4 separate regions of the Homo sapiens genome follow, and all the other regions are linked to region 3. A link is a loop called in an ENCODE intact Hi-C map of the cell type or tissue named here. Cell type or tissue: sigmoid colon. All regions are shown on one strand. Region 1 has its middle 220 kb from the start of UGT8. Region 2 overlaps ARSJ (arylsulfatase family member J). Region 3 overlaps CAMK2D (calcium/calmodulin dependent protein kinase II delta). Region 4 has its middle 92 kb from the start of ARSJ.

Region 1 (5,000 bases), 830 kb before region 3:
CTGTACCATGGCTGCACAGCTCTTCAGTGTTTGGGTTCATGACCTTTTTCAACATGCAGCTTCAGGGAAGACACACACAATGTCAACCAGGCAGACCAAATACCATCTCAATCCAGACAATAACAGGGTGACAGATTTCAGAGTTAGAGTCCCCTCATATTCAAATGAAGTAGTTATATTTAAGGATATTATAATATATTAAAGGATTCATGTTTATGAACCAAAACATAAAAACATGTATGCTATATATAAAAGTATACTTAAAGGAAAAATGAAGTACCATGTTTTAAGTTGGAGTTAGCTTAGATTATCTGAGATAACAATTGGCTTAGAGACATCTTCAGAGAGTGGTAGAAAAATTGCTTTCCTTCTCCCTACCTCCCCCCATCTTGCAGAAACAATGAGAAAAAATAGGGTAAAGAATTCTTAAGAAATTGAGGGGATCATACCAAAAAAATAACGTATTTCTTAAAGGAATCTAATATATCAACATTTTCAGAGTGAAATCACAGAATTTGAAAAAAGATGTCACTTTTTTAGTGCATACCATATGCTAGGTACCTTCTTATACATTAATTTCCTTGAAGCTACATATCCATTCCATAGAATATATATAGAAAAGAGTTTAGTCTAGCTAGTTTCGCAGAAATAATAAAGGAAATTAAATATCTCCTAGAATCTCTAGGAGAGCTGAAGAATGAGACTTGGATGCTGCACTGACAGAAATAGTACAGGAAGAAAAAACTCCAAACTAAGCTTTACTCATAAAAATTATTCTGAGAAGTTAAAAAGAATAAAAGAAAGCATTATAAATGGTATTATAAGAAATTGCAAGTACATCAGAAAACATATTCAATATCTGCTTTCAACTTTTAAATGTGATCTTCAACCAAGTTCAGGGTCATTGTAGGTAGTCAGAAGAAATATGTGTCCTTCACACGTACTGACATTAATTTTAGTTCTAATGATATTTAAACAAATTCAAAAAATTACAAGACAACCAGAAAAGTGATCAATTAAGTTATCAATTAACAGAGTAGAATAGGCTAAATTATTCACTCACAATTACATGTTTTCTCCTTACCTTTGCCATGCTTTCTCATAAGCAGGAAATAAACCCTCTGCCCCACTGATGCTGGTGTTGGGCTTAGCCATGTCATTTGATTTGTCCAATGGAGTGTGAGTGGAGTAACGTACACCCGTTCAAACAGAAGCTTTAATTGACTTGTCTGGGTTGACTCTGTCCCATCTGAACAGTTGTTCTCTGCCAGGAGAATATCATGTCTCAGATGATGACTCCCTCAGAAAAATTCCAGGAGTGAGAGAACTCATGGAGCTGGGTTAAATCCAGTGGGGTGTGTAGCCCCCACTGGATTTAACCCAATACACACAATAAAAAGTGTGTATTGACAGAACCACGGAAATTTTGGGTTTGTTTGTTGTCATGGCAAAAGCCAGTTAATATACAGGGAAACACAATAGTTTAAAGTATGGTCAAATTTAGAAGTTTCTGGATTAGGAATCAGTGGCAATGGAAAATTCCTAAGATTAAATGCTCCTTTTTGAATTAATTTTGCTTTCAGATACCATAACTGTAAATTTATTTCTCCTGACCAAAAAATACCTTATTGCAAAAGAAGAGGGGTCTATTGTACAGGGACCTTGTTGTAGTAAAACAGAGTGTGTGTGTGGGTATATATATATATCTCCAGGTATCCATGTATCTATCTATCTATCGATCTATCTATCTATCTATCTATCTATCTATCTATCTATCTATCCATCTATCTTTCTAGAGAGATAGATAAATCTATATCTATATATCACTTTTTATATAATATATGAACATCTTCAGATAATTTCCTGGGTTCCATGTTATAATAGTTCTTGTTAATCATAATCAGTTTTTGATATAAGAAAAATTGAATATAGAATTCAGAAGTGATTAAAATTAGTACAAACTACTTCAAAACAATGCTAAAATTTCTGTGAACTGAAGTCTAAGATTGCTCGGCATGTTTGAATAAGGCAAAGTTGTTTTTTGTTTATTTGTTTGTTGTTGTTCTCAGATAAGAGGGGGATAGTTACTTTATATCCAAATCCTTACAAAATCTTACTTATTGCTGATCCTCTCTCAGTTTATTTAATTTTGACTAACCAAACCAAATTGTTGTTGTTCAGTGAAGACACATTAGCCTAAAAATCTGTCAATACTAGTATCAAGTGAGTGATTGACTGAGATCGACTGAATTGATGAGAAAGAAAAAAAACCCTAAAACTATAATACAGATTTATTTATTCCTATCATGAACATGACTTCACAATTGCAAGTGCTGGGTTATAAACAAGTTTAAAATTTATTTAAAAAGCAATGCAGCAAATGGTCGTGTTGAGGAGATAGTGGATGTATATTCATAGGAAAATATAAAAACAAATGGGCTAATGTTTTGTGAATGTATACACTCAGGATAAATTTTCCAGTGAAAACATTGTATACAGACCCAGAAAGTGCTTTATCTCAAAAAAGTGTGGACCAGTAAGAAAATAATGTGCTCTGGACAAAGCCATTAGATTCAACAGGCAGCTCTGTTAATGATGAAGACTACTTTAGGAAATACATATCAAAAGCTTAAATAAAATAGTTCAAGGAATGTGAAAAAGTATATTTTTATAGTAGTAAAGTAATTACATAATAATTTGTGATTATAAATATGTTAATTTATTTGATGAAGTAAATATTAAAAGTTGATATTGTTGAAGTTAATTAAGATGGAGACCATGCCTGAAAAAAATCCCTGAGCTGACAAACCCAATTAGAGCTCATAAGTTACCTCAACCTTGCTCGATTTGCAAACATAAGTGAAACAACCTGAGGTGTTTCTTGTAAATGCCTGTATTAACGAAAAACAGAACTCAATCTCAATCAATCAGAAGCAGCCAATTAACATATTATAATTAGCAACTTTCTAAGAAAAGAAACCAAATAAAGCAACTGTACAACTGTAATCAGTCAAATGTCTTATTTTCTTTTACCTCAATGATAGGATTGTAAAAGCTTCCCTGTTGCATTTCACTTGGTGGAGCTCTCAGATCACTTCTGGTTTGGAGCCGCCCGGTTAATGAATCATTGTTAGCTGCAATAAATTTTTTAAAATAGTATTGTGTTTCAGTTTACCTTTTAAATAGTATTTACAATTATATATACAAAATTAGATGTTAATATGGTAAAGTTAGTGAAAAAAACTTCTTTCTGGATCTTTTCCTTGGGAAAATAAAAGATGACTTTATGTTTTAGGTTAACTCAGCAGGAATGCATGGTACCTAACTTCATTCTGAACCATATTCCTTTAACATTTACCACCTTCTATTAATTAATCCCTCACCTATTTTCCACCAAAGATTAGTTCACTCACTTAAAAATTAACAAGTCTAGAACGTAATTTACAAGAAGAGATGTCTCCTAACTTCAGAAGCCTAAAGGTTTGATAAAAGGAGTTCTTCTTTAATGATTTTAACATGCATGATGATTTTCCTTTTGATTAATAAAGAAAAAGCTAGAATTTAAGAGCCAAAGGGTAAGCTATCACATCAGGCTCTGGCCAATCCTATGCTAATTAGGAAATTGCAGAGCCAATTAAGCAAGCGATGATTAGACTGTTGTCACTGGTCAAAGAAAGCAGCTAAATTGGTTTCTTTTGACTACCACATTTTAAACTGAACCTCCATTAAAACCACAAAGAGACATTTCTTTGAAAATGATTTTAAAAAAAGGATTTAAAAAACTAGATAATCTCTTTAGGGGATACTTTCTCCCAAAAAAGTGTTAAAGTTCTGAATGTGTAGGTTGCCTTTCACTAATAAGTGAAGACATACAAATAGAAAATACTTTCCCATTGACCAATGAGTAGATTAATAAGAACCCATGTGGGTTATTTCTTCTGGAATAATGCCTAATAAGGCTGTCAAAGTTACACTGGTGTCTTAATCCATTTTATGTTGCTATATAACAGAACACTTGAAGCTGGGTAATTTATAAAGAATAGAGGCCATGTGTGGTGGCTCACGCCAGTAATCCCAGCACTTTGGGAGGCCGAGGCGGGTGGATCACGAGGTCAGGAGTTCAAGACCAGCCTGGCTGAGATGGTGAAACCTTGTCTTTACTAAAAATACAAAAAATTAGCCGGACATGGTGTTGGATGCCTGTAATCCCAGCTACTCGGGAGGCTGAGGCAGATAATTGCCTGAACTCAGGAGGCGGAAGTTGCAGTGAGCCGAGATTGCGCCACTGCACTCCAGCCTGGGCGACAGAGCGAGACTCCATCTCAAAAAAAAAAAAAATGAAATTTATCGCTTATAGTTCTAAAGGCTGGAAAGTCCAAGGTCAAGGGGCCTTCATCTGGCTAGGGCCTTCATCATCTCGTGACGTGGCATCATCTCATGGTAGAATGCAGAAGAGCAAGAAGGCGTGTGTGTGTGTATGTGTATGTGTGTGTGTGTGAGAGAGAGAGAGAGAGGAATGGTGCTGAACTCATTTTTTAAAAAATCAGGAACCCACTCCCAACATAACAAACTCATTCCCTTAATAATTGCGTTAATCTATTCATGAAGGCAGAGTTCTCATTACTTAATCACCTCTTAAAGGTCCCACGTCTCACTCAACATTGTTGCATTGGGGATTAAGTTTCCAACACATGAACTTTGTAGGACACATTCAAACCTTAGACCCACGACCTCTCCAGTAAAACGTAATCAGGCATAAAATAATCAAGATTCCCTTGGGACCTACCTGCAAAAATTTAACTCTCAACACTTCAGATAAGTTTAGTCCAGTATTTTATTTTAAAGAATGAATTTTTTGAAGCACTCTTTTAGGATATAATTTTAATCCAAAAACTTTTCTAAAAGTTGAGTATGTTTGTAAGTTTGTTTGGCTCCCACTCTCATCTCTGATATTTTCTCTTGAGCAGCTAATTAAAATCCCAGAAAAGTCATCCCCCAGC
Region 2 (5,000 bases), 410 kb before region 3:
TTGCTGTGTGCTCTTAACTAGATCACTTTACCTCCCTAAGCCTCAGTTTCCTGAGCTATAAAAGAGGATTATAACAGTTATGAAGGTTAAACAAAGCAACATGTAGACCGGAAAGCACTCTACAGATGTTAGTAATTATTATGTGCATGGTATTTATTGAGTTCTACCCATATGGATTTAGTGCTTGGAAAAACCAGTCCGACTGCATCCTAATAGTAGTTTCTTTTATAATAAAAACGGTGGCACAGCTCCTGCAGATGGCATGGAACCTGGGCTTGAGTATTGCCACTGATTCTTTTTTTTTTTTTCCTAAATATCCTGATTGGTTATACAGTCATTTGGATTACCATGAGTCCATGCAAATTTACGACCTAAAAGAAGCTGGCAAATTGGGTTAATATTTAAATAATAACCAATCTGTTCATTTATTTTGATATATTTTATTTAGAATTTGGGGTGAGGAGAAGGTAACTGTATCTGCAATAACTGCTAATGGACTTTCTCAATCTAGATTTATGGCAGTGCCATTGGATCTATGGAAACTCTGAGAAGTGGCTTTAGTTTACTCCTGACAGTGTCTCTGGTTTTCAATTTTTGTTCTACCCTTTCATTATCTTCTGCTGATGTTAAAAGTGCCTTGATCTTCCTTTTCTCAGATTTCTCCAATAATTATTTTCATCCATCTGGTATAGGCTTGGAAACAGATGCTGTATGCTCACATATGCTCAAAAAAAAAAAAAAGAAAAGAAAAAGAAAAGTCAATAAATTGAGAGGGAGAAGAAAGGACATACTTCTGTTTACAGCAGGGACAGAAGGAACCAAACCAAAATAAGACAAGACAGATAAGTGCAAAGAAAACAGCAAAGGGAAAGATATGACTGTATTAGAAAAAATAAAAATCATCTCTAAGAGCTTCCAGACATCTGGCTCAGACTACAGGTTTAGAATGCCCATGGACATTTTAGAAACAGCCCAACTTTTATAAGATTCCATTTTCAGCAAGTAGGACATTGCTCAGTAAGTGCCCAGTGTGAGCTGGGCTCATCTATCCTGCTGCTATGAGATAAATTATCACCTATTGGTTCCTTGTGCATCAAAAAAATGCCATAATAACTATGTAAATCTTTGGGACAATTTGTACAGCCCAAGTTAAGGGAGATAGATGTGAACTTTTAAAGCACACTTCTATGTTTAACCTTAAATAAAATTAGAATGAAATTTCAAGTTTTCGAAATACAGGGCTTTCCAGGTATTTGGATTGAGGCAGAATTTAAAACAAACATCCCATTTATTTTTTACAAGTATTTAAAATCTGTATTTTCAGAAAAGATGAAAACATAACAAATAATATGAATTATGGGTCTCCAGTCTATAAACCTGAAGTTGTTTTCTATTTCATATTCCTTGCAAATTACTTTTTTTGGATCAGAGAAATCTGCTAAGAAAACATTATTAAGTTTAAGGAAGAAATTTGTATTAATTGCAAGGAATCTTGTATTCATATATGTTGTGGAGGAAGAAGACAAACAGGAGGGAGATCATTCTTAATAGGTTTAAACACATTGAGATATGTAATGGATATATTCAAATATGTACTGAGATGTCGGTGACTTGAGGAAACCACAGGAAATCCCATCAGAAGACCTAACATAGATTTTGATGGTAATATATTATTTTAATTACCTCTGTCTTGAGAAAAGCATTAGAAACCCAGAACAGGAAAACTATAAAGAACCATGCTTATTACTATAGTACTCTAGCTTGTTTTAGAATGCTTCCAGTATATTTAGAAATATTGCCTTTTGAACCTCAGATTTCTTGAAACAATTTTATTCAAACATATGTATACATCCTTGAAATCAGGGACCTTATCGCTTGAGCTATCTTGTGAATCATTTTTTGAACTTTCTCTTTACTTCCATTGAGTTATTTAAGGTTCAGTGCTTTTAAAATCCTTTTATTATGCTGCTACTGATCATTTTATCCCTGAATTCATTTACCTGTTCACCTAATATTGGCTTTACAGATGCTAAAACTGAAAATTCTTTTACCCCCTATAAACATTTGCTGCCTTAACTACTTAATATGCATTTTTACCAGATAGATCTGGTGCCATGTTTATGTGGCCAGTATTTCGGCCAAGAGGTGCAGATCCTATTGGAAATTCAAATCCTATTGGAAATTCAAATCCTATTGGAAATTCAAATTGTCACTGAGAATTTTCACTGTACTAAGTTTGTATCCATTACATATAACTTTTAAAAAGCCATACATTATGTTTACAAAGTATTCATTTGCCTTGACTTTAAAGAAAATGAAATGTATTAATAGGATATATTTTGTTTGCATGGTCCTAAAAAAGCAGAATGAACTTCAAATCTGTGAAGGACTGATGAAATTTGATTACAGAAAATAGAAGCCTATGATAAGTGAGAAGATGTGTCCACTCACCGCAAATTCTAAGACAGAAGGCCTTAGAGTTGAGGAGAAGATTGCTCCAAGCTTTTCCACAGCTCTCTTCCCAGAGTTCTAATTATTGAATCAGAATACGGTATTGTCCAGTCTTTCAGCATAGTGAGTACATGCCTTGCAGCTCAACTAATCTCTGTTGAGATCCCAGTTTTGCCACTTAAATTTCTTAAATCCTGTTCTTCAGTTTCCTTTTTGTGAAATGGGGAAAATATTACTTTCCAAAGCTTGTTCCAAGAATGGGAGATAATATTGGTTCATTGCTAGATATATAGTAGACAGTCAATAAATTGTAACGATTATTGCTGAATTGATATAATTTTGATCTTAGCTTGGACTGCAGATTTCAACCATGACACTAAGACTCCTGCTTCAAGGTCATTTTCTGGCATTGATATCAAACTTCCTAAAAACCTTGTCATTGATGTGTCTTCCAACTGAGTGCTGACTGGCTGATCTGTCTTGATTGCGTCCCAGCTCTATCTCTGTTCTTATGTGAACCATATCTAAAGTGGAATTTCGGGGTAAACCTGAGAGTAGCCTCTTCTACAGAGGTTTAGCCTTCTCCAGCCTATCGTTCTCTTGGTCCTTCTAACCAGGGGTCGACCATTCCTGTACCTAGTTCTCAGCCCTCTATTTCCCTCTAGTGACTGCTTTCAGCATTACCTCACCCAAGCGTTTAACCTTGTATTAAAGCGCTTGGTTTCATGGGTTAACAGACTGTAGGAACAGTTCGCTAAATTGAGAACCCAGAGTGCATTACATTACATGCCATATTTTAAATATTGATATGCGTATGAAAATATTTTAAAGCATTCATTGAAGACTCATAAAAAGCAAGGATATGGAAGACTAGTATCTCAATGTCAAAAAAGAGAGAAGTCTGGATTTTAGAAATAAAACTAATTAATAGGTTGACTGTGGTTCCCTGATTTTAAAAAATCAAGTTGGCTGGGAAGTTGGTTTTTATTCAGTAAGTTACTACAGGAATTGGTGATTATTAGAAGTGGTCTTAAATTGTTTGAAAATAATTCAAGCCCAAAATATATCACTTAAATTTCTTGCAGTGGTGCCAGCTACTTGAGAGGCTGAGATGAGAGGATTGCTTGAGGCCAGGAGTTTAAGGCTGCGGTACACTATGAATGCACCTGTGAATGGTCACTGCACTCCAGCTTGGGCAATATAGTGAGACCCTGTCTCTTAAAAAATGAAAAAGAAAAGTAAATTTCTTCCAGCATGCAAAATCCGGGGAGGTTATACATATGCTATGTCTCAGTTTCAACAAGCCTTGTAGAAAAGACAATCCTTTTAATCAGAAAAAAAATAAACTGAATGATAAGTAAAAAGTTGAACGTGACATTAAAAAGGGAATTGAGTAACAAATCAAAGTTAACCTAAGGGCAGTTATTCAATAACAATTTATAAGGCTTTGTTCTGAGTTAGTTCTGTCCCCTCAAACTCTTAAACGCATGATTCAGATGAAGACACATATTTACCAGAATTAACAGGAGGGATAGCTAACATATTGAAGGACAAAATTAAGTATCTTCTAGATCTTTAAAGAGCAGGAAGAATGAGAGAAGGCGTCAAGAAACAAAACATTCTCTCTGTAGATTCATAAAATAAACTCCTCTTCTACGAGAGAGGACAACTGGCTTAAGAACAGTGAATATAGAAAAAAGAAATAACTTGGGGTTTTAGCTGCCTGCAAGTTCACCGTGTGCCAACAGTATGACGTGCTGCCAAATAAGCTCGTGTGAGTCTTAATAAAGTGTCGACTTCAGATCAAGAAAGGGAGTAGTCCCATTGAACTTTACACTGTCCAGACCACATCTGAAGGATTATGTTCAATTCAAAGTGCCAGATTGTAAGAGGGACACTGACACACTGAAGTGTGTGCCAAGGAGATCTGGCAACCAGAGAGCATGAGGATTGGCTGAAATAACTGAAACAACTCAGAAACGTGGTAACTGTCTTCACATATTTGAAGAACATTAACATAGAAGAGATTCCAGATTTGTTAAGATTCCAGACAAGAAGAGCCTGGATTAATCCAAATGAGAACCTTATATTAGTAAACTCTTCAGAAATAAAATGAGCTGTCTGGTGAGATATTGAACTTCCCCATATTGGAAGCATTTTTGACAGCTGTACTACTAAGTAACAAGTATGGGCCTTTATAGCTGTACTGCCCTGGGTTTCTAATGCCTTCTCATAAATCTTTATCTTTTATGATTCTGGTTTCTATTTGTTTCTTCAAGCATTTTTAAAACTTCCATTTATTTCCCTTTATTCCCAATCCTTTCTCCCAATTCTTAGTCTTGGGCAGTGTTGGCAGTGTTTGGTGCCATAAACAGAACAACAGGACACCACGTCAGTATACCAGTGCTTCAACTGTATGCAAATTTCTTTAAGAATAGGGTGCTGCCTCATAACAAACTCCAGAGAAAATAATTCCCATTCTTATGCCTAGTCACGGTATAATCAGGAAAGCATACGCTCTTAATGTGCAAGACTTAATAGCTATAAAA
Region 3 (5,000 bases):
TCTGCATTATTATATGTCAGATGACAGTTCACAGGACCTTATAGGTGCCAAACAAGGATTTCTCCTCTCTAATTAGCAGTCCCATTTGATATCAGTGAACCCTTAATAAGAATAGCATAAAATGTGCATTTTGATATAGTATGAAGCAAAAGTTTTTCTTCACTGAAGTGTATGGAAGTGGGTTTAATAATTACCAATGCTCCAGGGGATTGTAAATTTGTATTTATTTATTCTTTGAAAGCTCCCTAGCTCTTCCCCAAAGTATTCTTACACTAAAGAGGGGTTTATTTTATTCATGAGTTTACTTTAAATTCTCCCTTTATTGTTGGAGACTTGCATTTGTTTTCCTGTTATATACTTTACAAAAAGCAACGCTTCTAAGGCGAAATGGTAAATGTGTCCCTCCATTTTTTTTGACCCTTGTTTCACCTGCCACTTCATCTGTGTTTACCCTCTTGTTTCAACACCTGTTTAATTGTGACCTCAGATTTTAAACAGTTTAGATGTGTATAAGAAATACCTGGAAATTTTATATCTCTGAAGAATTTTCCCAGAACATTATGGGAATTCTTTATAAATTTTTCTTTCTAAATATGGAGATTTTACCTTCTTATACATATTATTTAATTTGTACACTTACAATGAAAACAACACAACTCAAATTGTTTTGTCTGAACATGTCACAAAGTCTATGTTGGATGTCATTTTTGTTAGAACCAAAATTAGCTTTATTCAGCTTTATTTGATTCCAACGTAAAGCTAAAAAAAGTGAAGAAATATAATTTTTGTTTGTTTGTTTGTTTCATTGGGACTTTCATTTTATTTCATATTCAATGTGATTATGTGCCTTTAAAATGTTCTCCCTTCCATTCTGCCCTTGTATCTTTGCAGTCATTGTATACAGCAGATTCTAGAAAGTGTTAATCATTGTCACCTAAATGGCATAGTTCACAGGGACCTGAAGGTCAGTATATGGAGTCCATAAATCTGAATCAAAGCAGTTTTATTTTTTTTTCTGGGGAAAGGGCAGAGGGTGGGTATTTAAAATGGTTCCCTTGCCTTTCCCAACTTGTTTCTAAAATGAGTAAATGATGAAATGATAATGCATGATGCCTCTTCCAGTTTGCTCATCTACAGGCTAAATATACATCATAGCAAAAAGGGAAGAATACTAAAGAATACAACCTGCTAAGTTTCCAAGCAGTAAACTACCTACCAAAAGGGATTGAGGAGCAGGCTTTCTTGAATTGCCCAGCATTTGCCTGGAGATAAACTTGGCCTGTGATGTATGTCCGCCTGTAGATTTTAAACACCACTTCTGTTCTGAGACCATGGGTTGCTGTAGCAGAACAACTGGTTACGCATTGCTCCATTTGAGTCTGATGAACCCTTAGGCAAGAGATATTAATTGCCAGCTAAATTAAAGCACAAGAAGTTAATGATTTATCAAAAATTCATTAGGTATCTTAATTTAACCTTAGTGGTGCCCTGACTGTTAATGTGACAGCTTTTAGAACAATACTGGAAAAATGGGAGAGAAAAGGGAAACAATTTATGTGACGGGGTGGAGGCGGAACACCACAGCTATAAAGATTATATTTGTGTTCCACTTTATTTCCTGGAAGAATTTATAACCAGGAAATGATCTCTTGAATGACATAAAGTGTTTTCAAAATGGATTTTTCTAGAACAAATGGACCCACATTCTGGCTCACATCTGGTAAGATCTGATTGTTCTGAGGTAGTAGTCACTCTACTTGAGCAATATGTTTACATGACTGAAGGTGGTACAATACAACCCCAGTTGTCTGCTAGCTCTGCACTTTAACCCAGTCTCTCTGAGGGTATACAGACAGTGAGTGTAAGCTTGGAACTAACACACGCCCCCTGGTGTTTGCATGCAGTCATTGCATTCAGCAGATCCTGGAGGCTGTGCTACACTGCCATCAGATGGGCGTGGTCCATCGGGACCTGAAGGTGAGTAATGCGGTTGAAGAAGATAAACCACCACACAGTTCCTAATGACTGTTCAGCTGCAATTATGCCTGTAAAGGCAAAAATATGAGCAATAAAGTTGTGTGGACTTATTCCAGCACGTTACTCAGGAACTTTCCCTCACCACAGTCTCTCTTATTTCATCTCTAACACACACTTGAGACATATAAATCTTGATTTATCCAGATAGAAATAACTTCCCAACATTAACAATAAATAGGATGCTATATTTCTTTCCTTGTAAGGATGGATATAGCATTAATGTGACTTTCAGTAGGGTTTGATGATCTTCACTCTAAATTTGTTCTGTGTACATTGATCAAACATTTTATATTCATGTGATATATACCCAATATTATGTAAATACTTAGTAAAATTATAAAGTGTGTAGAGATAAAGTTATTAGGTGAAGTTTTAGCCTAAACGATTATGTGCTAAAGAACCTCATTTTGAATTCTGACATTCTCTTTCCCTTAACATTAGTCCTAGGAATTCTGAGGACACTGAGGCCTCTTAGTTTTTTATTTATTTATATTCCTAAAGACCAAGATAATAGTGTCTTCTAAAACTACAGATGTAAAGAAAGCAAAACAAATTTAATCATCAAATAATATTTATGTAGCAAATATATATGGATATCCCTATATACATATTCTCATTTGAATGCCTACTGATACCCTTAAGACTTCACTCAGCTTCTGATACCCTTGAGGACAGAGAATTTTTAGATCATTTAGAAATGAAATAGCTCACAAGGGGAGTACTTTTTCATTAATTTTCCGTCTCCATTTCCCAGCACTCTAGTTTTACCTGTGGAATTTCAGAAAAATAGTGAAGCCTAGAAATCGAAAAGAAAAACTACTGGATGAGTAAAATAGTAAATGTGAGCACTGTATATAGTTTTGATTCTTTCAAACTCAGCATTTTCTAGGCATTAGGACAAAGGTGACAAAGGATAATTTAGAATGTCTAAAACTATGTGTGTTTAGTGAGAGGACCTAGACTTATTTCTCACGTGCAGACTTTTCTGGTTATAAAAAAAATTATAAATCCATATTTCCAGTCACTTAATGTTCTAGAAGACTATATCTCTAAACCAATTACATGAAGATGTGATTTATAAGCAAAACATTGCCTTAGTTTTCTGCAATCTTTTGATTTCATTTAATTCTGAGAGTTTTAAATATCAAAAGCAAAGGTATGGTTAAGGGCATTTTCTTCTGAAGAGCCAAGATCGGACTGTATATCTGCTAACACTTACCAAATGTACCCATTAGTATAAAGCAAAAGCAGTGTGTTTCTTTGAAAATTCATGTATTTTACAGTCACCTCAAAAATTCTTTACTGGCCATTTACAGACAGAGCCCCTTTTGTTACCTCTCAGAACCCACAGCACTACTTTCCTTTTAAGTGAACATATATGAACATGCACATCATTTGTGCAATTTTTTTTCAGACACTTCTATAAATTTATTATTTGAAACATTTTACTCCATGTTATATAACCATAAGTGGACTTTAAAAGCCAAGTATTAAAAAATGTGAATCCTCTTCCATAACTTTAAAGATATTTTTTGTGGAATCGTAATACAGGACTTCTCTAAACATCTGGAATCAGGTGAGCACTTCAAAGACTGGAACTTTAATAGGACATGGGCTGTGAAGAAAAATATATTCTCTGACGTATGAGCTAACGTCACTAATTAAAAACTTAAGCAGATGATTTTTAGGGAGGCTTACTAGCAAAAGAAATAACTTGCTGCATTCCCCACCAGATTTCTTTAAGGCAGGGAAAGTACTTTTGCTCTCCATTCTTATTCTGATTCTGGGAAAGGACAGAAATGAGCTTTTGAGAGAGCTTGTTATAATTTTTTTAGTTGTTGTCTTAGTTTGTGTCAAATTGCTGACTTGGATGGATTTCAGTTGAGTCTGGTTCTCAGTGCTTGCTTCAGTAGGCCATTTCATAAACACACTGAGAGAGTTCAAAACACGTGCATTAGAGGCAGTTGATGAACCTCTTGAACGTGCCAAATCCCTGCCTTTGTTTTGTGCCTTTTATACCCATGATGTATACTCTGATAAATATATTGCTTGTGATAGCATGTTTACCAATATAGTAAAGTTAAAAAGATCAAGTGCTGAAATTTTTTATTACCAGGCCTTAAACAAAAACTTGCCTTTACTATTCCTATGCTATTTATTTTTGTGTCCATATACTAATTAATATGTTAATTGATGTGCGATAGAAATGTTTGATGCACATAGTTTAATTTGTCCACATCAGTGAGAAAAAGAAACACAGGAAATGTCATGTTTATCATGATCAACAGCACCTATAAGGATATAAGTGCTGTACAATTTGTATATAAGCCCTCTGGAACCATAGCTGTTTAACGTAATGCGATACTCCACAGTACCTAACGTAGGGGCTTATACCTGGCCAATACCTGCAGCATATTCCTTCAATTTAGAAATGAATGAAGGTCAACCAAAAGTACATCTATAATATAAAAGGCAGCATTCAGTAAAATAGCTTATTAAGTGTTCATTAATATTTGAATAACATAAAGAAGATAAGTATATCTTCAGAATAAAGATCACTATTTAGTTGAATAACTGCTGCTCACTGGGGCTCATTAGACAGTGGGAAATTATGAGGACCTATAATCAAGACTGAGGTACAACAGGCAATTTCAGGATGTCCCTGAAACAAGCAATAGGAGAAGAGTCAGGGTGGTGGGATATCAGCATCAAGAAGGTACATCCATCGGCACCAGGCAGAACCTAGTGGATACATGGACCACAGCCTTTTGTCTGAGGTGTGTCCAGTGGCAGGCCAATTAATGTAGATCTAGATAATATTAGGAGGATCTAGTGGTGGTGATAAACAGTACAGTACAGTTCAGGGATAGGACTGCAGTCTTTGGGAGCGTTTGGATCAAGTCAGGGTCTTAATAAGCAAAATGGTAAAAGATGCCATTTATCAAGCAGTTACCATGTACCCT
Region 4 (5,000 bases), 520 kb before region 3:
GGATATTTGCATCTATGTTCATCAGAGGATTGACCTATAGTTTTCTTTTTTGTTGTGTCTCTGCCATATTTTGGTATCAGGATGATACTGGTTTCACAGAATGAGGTTGGGAGAAGTTTCTCCCCCTTTATCCTAGTTTCAGTAGGATTGTTTCCAGTTCTTCCTTGTACATCTGGTAGAATTTGGCTATTAATCCATATGGTCCAGGGCTATTTTGCTTAGTAGGTTACTTATTACCAATTCAATTTCATTAATAGTTATTAGTCTGTTCAGAATTTAATTTTCTTCTTGGTTCTATCTTAGGAAGTGGTATGTTTCCAGGAATTTATCCATTTCCTCTAGAATTTCTAGTTTGTGTGCATAGACATGTTCATAGTAGTCTCTGAGGATCTTTTGTATTTCTGTGTGATTTGTTGTGATGTCACATTTGTCATTTCTGATTGTGCTTATTTGGATCTCTTGTCTTTTTTTCTTTGTTAATACAGCCAGCGGTCTATCAATCTTGTTTATCCGTTCAAAAGGCAACCAACTTTTTATTTTATTGAAACTTTGTATGATTCTATTGGTCTGAATTTCATTTAGTTCTGCTCAGACTTTAGTTATTTCTTTTCTTCTGCTAGGTTTGGGGTTAGTTTGCTCTTGTTTTCCTACTTTCTTCAGATATGAGGTTAGGTTGTTAATTTGAGATCTTTCTATCTTTTGATGTAGGCATTTTTAGCACTATAAGCTTTCCTCTTAACACTGCTTTTGCTGCATTCCAGGGGTTTTGGTATGTTGTGCCTCTATTTTCATTTGATTCAAAGAATTTTTACATTTCTGCCTTAATTTTGTTGTTTACCAAAAAGTCACTCAGAAACAACTTGTTTAGTTTCCATGTATTTGTGTGGCTGCAAGAGCTACTCTTGGTATTGATTTCTATTTTTATTCCCTGTGGTCTTACAAGATGGTTGTTATGATTTCAATATTTTAAAATTTATTAAGACTTGCTTTATGACTGAGCAGGTGGTAATCTTAAAGTATGTTCCATGTGCAGATAAGAATAATATGTATTCTGTGGTTGTTGGGTGGGATAGTCTGTAGATTTCTATTAGATCCAATTGGTCAAGTCTTGAATTTAAGCCCAGAATTTTTTGTTAGTTTTCTGCCTCAGTGATCTGTCTAATGCTGTCAGTGAGGTTTTGAAGTTCCCCACTATTATTGTGTAACTGTCTAAATCTTTTCTTACGTCTGGAAGTCATTGTTTTAGAAGTCTAGGCCCTCCAAATTTGAGTCTATATATATTTAGGATAATTAAGTCTTCTTGTTGAGTTGAACATTTTATCATTATGTAATGCCTTCTTGTTTTCTTTTCTCCTGTTGTTGGTTTAAAGTCTACTTTATCTAATATAAGAAAAGTGGCCACTCCTCCTTTCTGTTTTCCATTTGTGTGATAGATCTGTCTCTATCCCTTTGCTTTGAGCCTGGGGGTGTCATTACATGTAAAATGGGTCTCTTGAACACAAGAGAAGGATGGATCTTGTTTTTTTTTATCCAATTTGCCAATCTATGTCATTTAAGTGGAGCATTTAGGTAATTCATGTTCAAGGTTAATAGTGATATGTGAGCTTTTTTTCTTGTGGTATTTTTTACCAGTTGCTTTGTAGTTTTTATTGTGTAGTTGTTTTATAGAGTCTGTAGGCTATGTTCTTATGTGTACTTTTGTGGTAACATATATTGTTCTTTCATTTCCATGTTTAGAACTCCCTTAAAAACCTCTTACAGGGCCTCATGGTAATGAATTCCCTCAGTGATTGCTTGGCTAAGAAAGATTTTATTTTTCCTTCATTTATGAAGCTTAGTTTGGAGGAATAGAAAATTCCTGGTTGGAATTTCCTTTTTTAAGATTGCTAAAAATGGTACACTAATAAAGTTCTACTGAGAAATCTGCTGTTAATCTGATGGGTTTCTTTTTATAGGTAATATTACCTTTTTCTCTAGCTGCCTTTAAGATTTTTTCTTTCTCATTGACCTTTGATAGTCTGATGACTGTGCCTTGGGGATAGTAATTTTGTACAGTATCTCACAGGAGTTTTCTGGATTTCTTGTATCTACGTGTCAACCTCTAGCAAGATTGGGGAAAGTTTCATGAATTATATCCTCAAACATGTTTTCAATTTGCTTACTTTCCTCTTCGCTCTCAGGAATTCCAATAAGTTATAGATTTGGTCACTTTACATAATCCCATATTCCTTTAAAGCTTTGTTCATAATTTTAAATTCTTCATTCTTTGGTTTTGCCTGATTGGGTTGATTTGAAGGATCTGTCTTCAAAGTCTGAAATTCTTTCTTCTGTTTGGTTTAGTATGTTATTAAAGCTTCCAATTGTATTTTGAAATTTCTGTAGTGAAATTTTCAATTCTCTAAGTTCTGTTTGGTTCTTTCTTAATATAGCTATGTTGTCTTTCAATTTTTTGATCATTTTTCTGCCTTCTTTGTGTTGGATTTCAATTTTCTCTTAGATCTCATTGAGTTTCTTTGCCATCCACATCCTGAATTCTATACCAGTCATTTCAGACATTTCATTCCAGATAGGATGAATTACTTGAGAACTATCCTTTGGAGATGATGAAACAATCTGGCTTTTTGTGTTGCTGGAATTCTTGCACTGGTTTCTTCTCATCTGAGATAACTGATTTTTTTTTTTTTGATTTGCTATCGCTTGTAAGGAGCTTCTTGATTTTTAATTCTTTTTTCCCTTGAGGGTATTACTGTGGTGTGTGCTGTGTATAATTTATTGGCTTCATTTCTGGGTGCTTTCATGGTGTCAAGGCTCTGTACATGTTCCTTGGTTGCAGATAGGTTTGTGCTATGGTTTTCTCAGACATTGCCTGTGGTAGCAGCGTAACTTTGTATGGTGATGTAATTCAGGGTTCTTCCAGTAGATGGCATTTAGGAGTAAGAAATAGCATGTAGGGGCAGGAAAAGAGGCAATAGAGATGCATTAAAAAAAAAAAACCCTCCCTCAATCATGAGGTCAGGAGATCGAGACCATTTTGGCTAACACGGTGAAACCCCGTCTCTACTAAAAATACAAAAATTTAACCGGACGTGATGGTGGGCGCCTGTAGTCCCAGCTACTTGGGGAGGCTGAGGCAGGAGAATGGCGTGAACCTGGGAGGCGGAGCTTGGAGTGAGCCGAGATTGCCCCACTACACTCCAGCCTGGGCAACACAGCAAGATTCTGTCTCAACAAAAAAAAACAACAACAACCCTCCCCCAGTACACATTCACCTTCAGTGGGGTGGAGCTGCTGCAGAAGCCTGAGAAGAGGTCACTTTCAGCTCATGCTTCTCAGTCCTGATGGGAAGATCTGCTGCCAAGTCCACAGTGGTGCACTGAGTAGAGACGACCACCTCTCCGCATCCATTCCTAAGCTTTGATTATACCACCTTCAGCAGCTGGTGCCACAGATAATATTTTTATAAAATTCACAGAGAGACATCAGGCTTCCTGCTTTGGCCCTCATGGGTCTCTATATAGAAGAACTCTACCAGCAGGTATATTCAACCAAGTGGTCATTATTTGTATGATCTAGGACCACGTCAATCCAAGAGCAAACTCCAGATGGCTGAGCCAGAACTGAATTTGAATACACTATGCCCCCACTTTTGGCCAAGTTGTACCTGAAAGGTACATGACCAGGCCAATCTGGGGTTGCAGTTAGGGGAAAGAAAGATGCATCATACCCTGGAAAGGACAGGTTGAAATTCCAAATTTTCAAAATTCATTTATAGCACCCTCCTTTCCTTCTTCTTTATTATTACCCAGTATGTTTGTTTCCTAAGACTGCTATAACAAATGGTCATACACTTGGTGGCTTAAATCAGCAGAAATTTATTCTTTCCTTGATCTGATGGCCAGAAGTACAAAATAGACAGGGACATGCTCTCTCTGAAGTGTTAAGGAAGAATCTTTCCTTGACTCTTCCAGTTTCTGGTGGCTCCTGGAATTCCCTGACTTATGGCAACATAACTCCAATTTCTGCCTTCATCTTCACATGGGCTTCTGTGTGTCTCTCTATGTCCAAATCTCCCTGTGTTTTCTTTTATATATATATTTTTATTATACTTTAAGTTCTAGGGTACGTATTCACAACGTGCAGGCTTGTTGCATATGTATACATGTGCCATGTTGGTGTGCTGCACCAATTAATTCGTCATTTACATCAGGTATATCTCCTAACGCTATCCCTCCCACCACCCCCCACCCCACAACAGGCCCTGGTGGGTGATGTTCCCCTTCCTGTGTCCAAGTGTTCTCATTGTTCAATTCCCACCTATGAGTGAGAACATGTGGTGGTTGGTTTTTTGTCCTTGCGACAGTTTGCTGAGAATGATGGTTTCCAGCTTCATCCATGTCCCCACAAAGGACAGGAACACATCCTTTGTTATGGCTGCATAGTATTCCATGGTGTATATGTGCCACATTTTCTTAATCCAGTCTATCATTGTTGGACATTTGGCTTGGTTCCAAGTCTTTCCTATTGTGAATAGTGCCACAATAAACATATGTGTGCATGTATCTTTATAGCAGCATGATTTATATTCCTTTAGGTATATACCCAGTAATGGGATGGCTGGGTCAAATGGTATTTCTATTTCTAGATCCCTGAGGAATCGCCATACTGACTTCCACAATGGTTGAACTAGTTTACAGTCCCACCAACAGTGTAAAAGTGTTCCTATTTCTCCACATCCTCTCCAGCACCTGTTGTTTCCTGACTTTTTAAGGATTGCCATTCTAACTGGTGTGAGATGGTATCTCATTGTGGTTTTGATTTGCATTTCTCTGATGGCCAGTGATGATGAGCATTTTTTCATGTGTCTGTTGGCTACATAAATGTCTTCTTTTGAGAAGTGTCTGTTCATATCCTTCTCCCACTTTTTGATGGGGTTTTTTGTTTTTTTTTTTTGTGAATTTGTTTGAGTTCTTTGTAGATTCTGGATATTAGCCCTTTGTCAG

What was found. Hi-C counts contacts between places; a loop is a spot of excess contacts. Peaks named below come from ENCODE experiments on the same cell type or tissue, not always from the same donor. Only the 100,000 strongest peaks of a DNase experiment are listed, where the experiment ranks them.
Region 1: a loop joins it to region 3, with 4 times the contacts of the local background. A loop is called at or near these places in 13 of 110 quality-filtered maps.
Region 2: a loop joins it to region 3, with 2.1 times the contacts of the local background. A loop is called at or near these places in 2 of 110 quality-filtered maps.
Region 4: a loop joins it to region 3, with 9 times the contacts of the local background. A loop is called at or near these places in 14 of 110 quality-filtered maps.

What each region holds. Positions count from the first base shown.
Region 1 is chr4:114,376,581-114,381,580 of GRCh38, reverse strand. No RefSeq gene overlaps it. Among named protein-coding and RNA genes, the nearest start is that of UGT8, 220 kb to the left of the region's middle. In sigmoid colon, a CTCF peak has its summit at 3,101; no DNase peak of the experiment used is centred here.
Region 2 is chr4:113,950,746-113,955,745 of GRCh38, reverse strand. All of the region lies in intron 1 of ARSJ (arylsulfatase family member J), which reads left to right. Among named protein-coding and RNA genes, the nearest start is that of ARSJ, 26 kb to the left of the region's middle. In sigmoid colon, a CTCF peak has its summit at 3,117 (motif pointing left); no DNase peak of the experiment used is centred here.
Region 3 is chr4:113,544,621-113,549,620 of GRCh38, reverse strand. It overlaps CAMK2D (calcium/calmodulin dependent protein kinase II delta), which reads left to right. Exons shown (of 21, transcript NM_001321571.2): 6 at 1,905-1,977. Among named protein-coding and RNA genes, the nearest start is that of CAMK2D, 210 kb to the left of the region's middle. RefSeq lists silencers at 1,709-1,798, 1,809-1,978. In sigmoid colon, a CTCF peak has its summit at 1,921 (motif pointing left); a DNase peak (open chromatin) is centred at 1,920; H3K27ac peaks cover 997 bases.
Region 4 is chr4:114,069,121-114,074,120 of GRCh38, reverse strand. No RefSeq gene overlaps it. Among named protein-coding and RNA genes, the nearest start is that of ARSJ, 92 kb to the right of the region's middle. In sigmoid colon, a CTCF peak has its summit at 2,948 (motif pointing right); no DNase peak of the experiment used is centred here.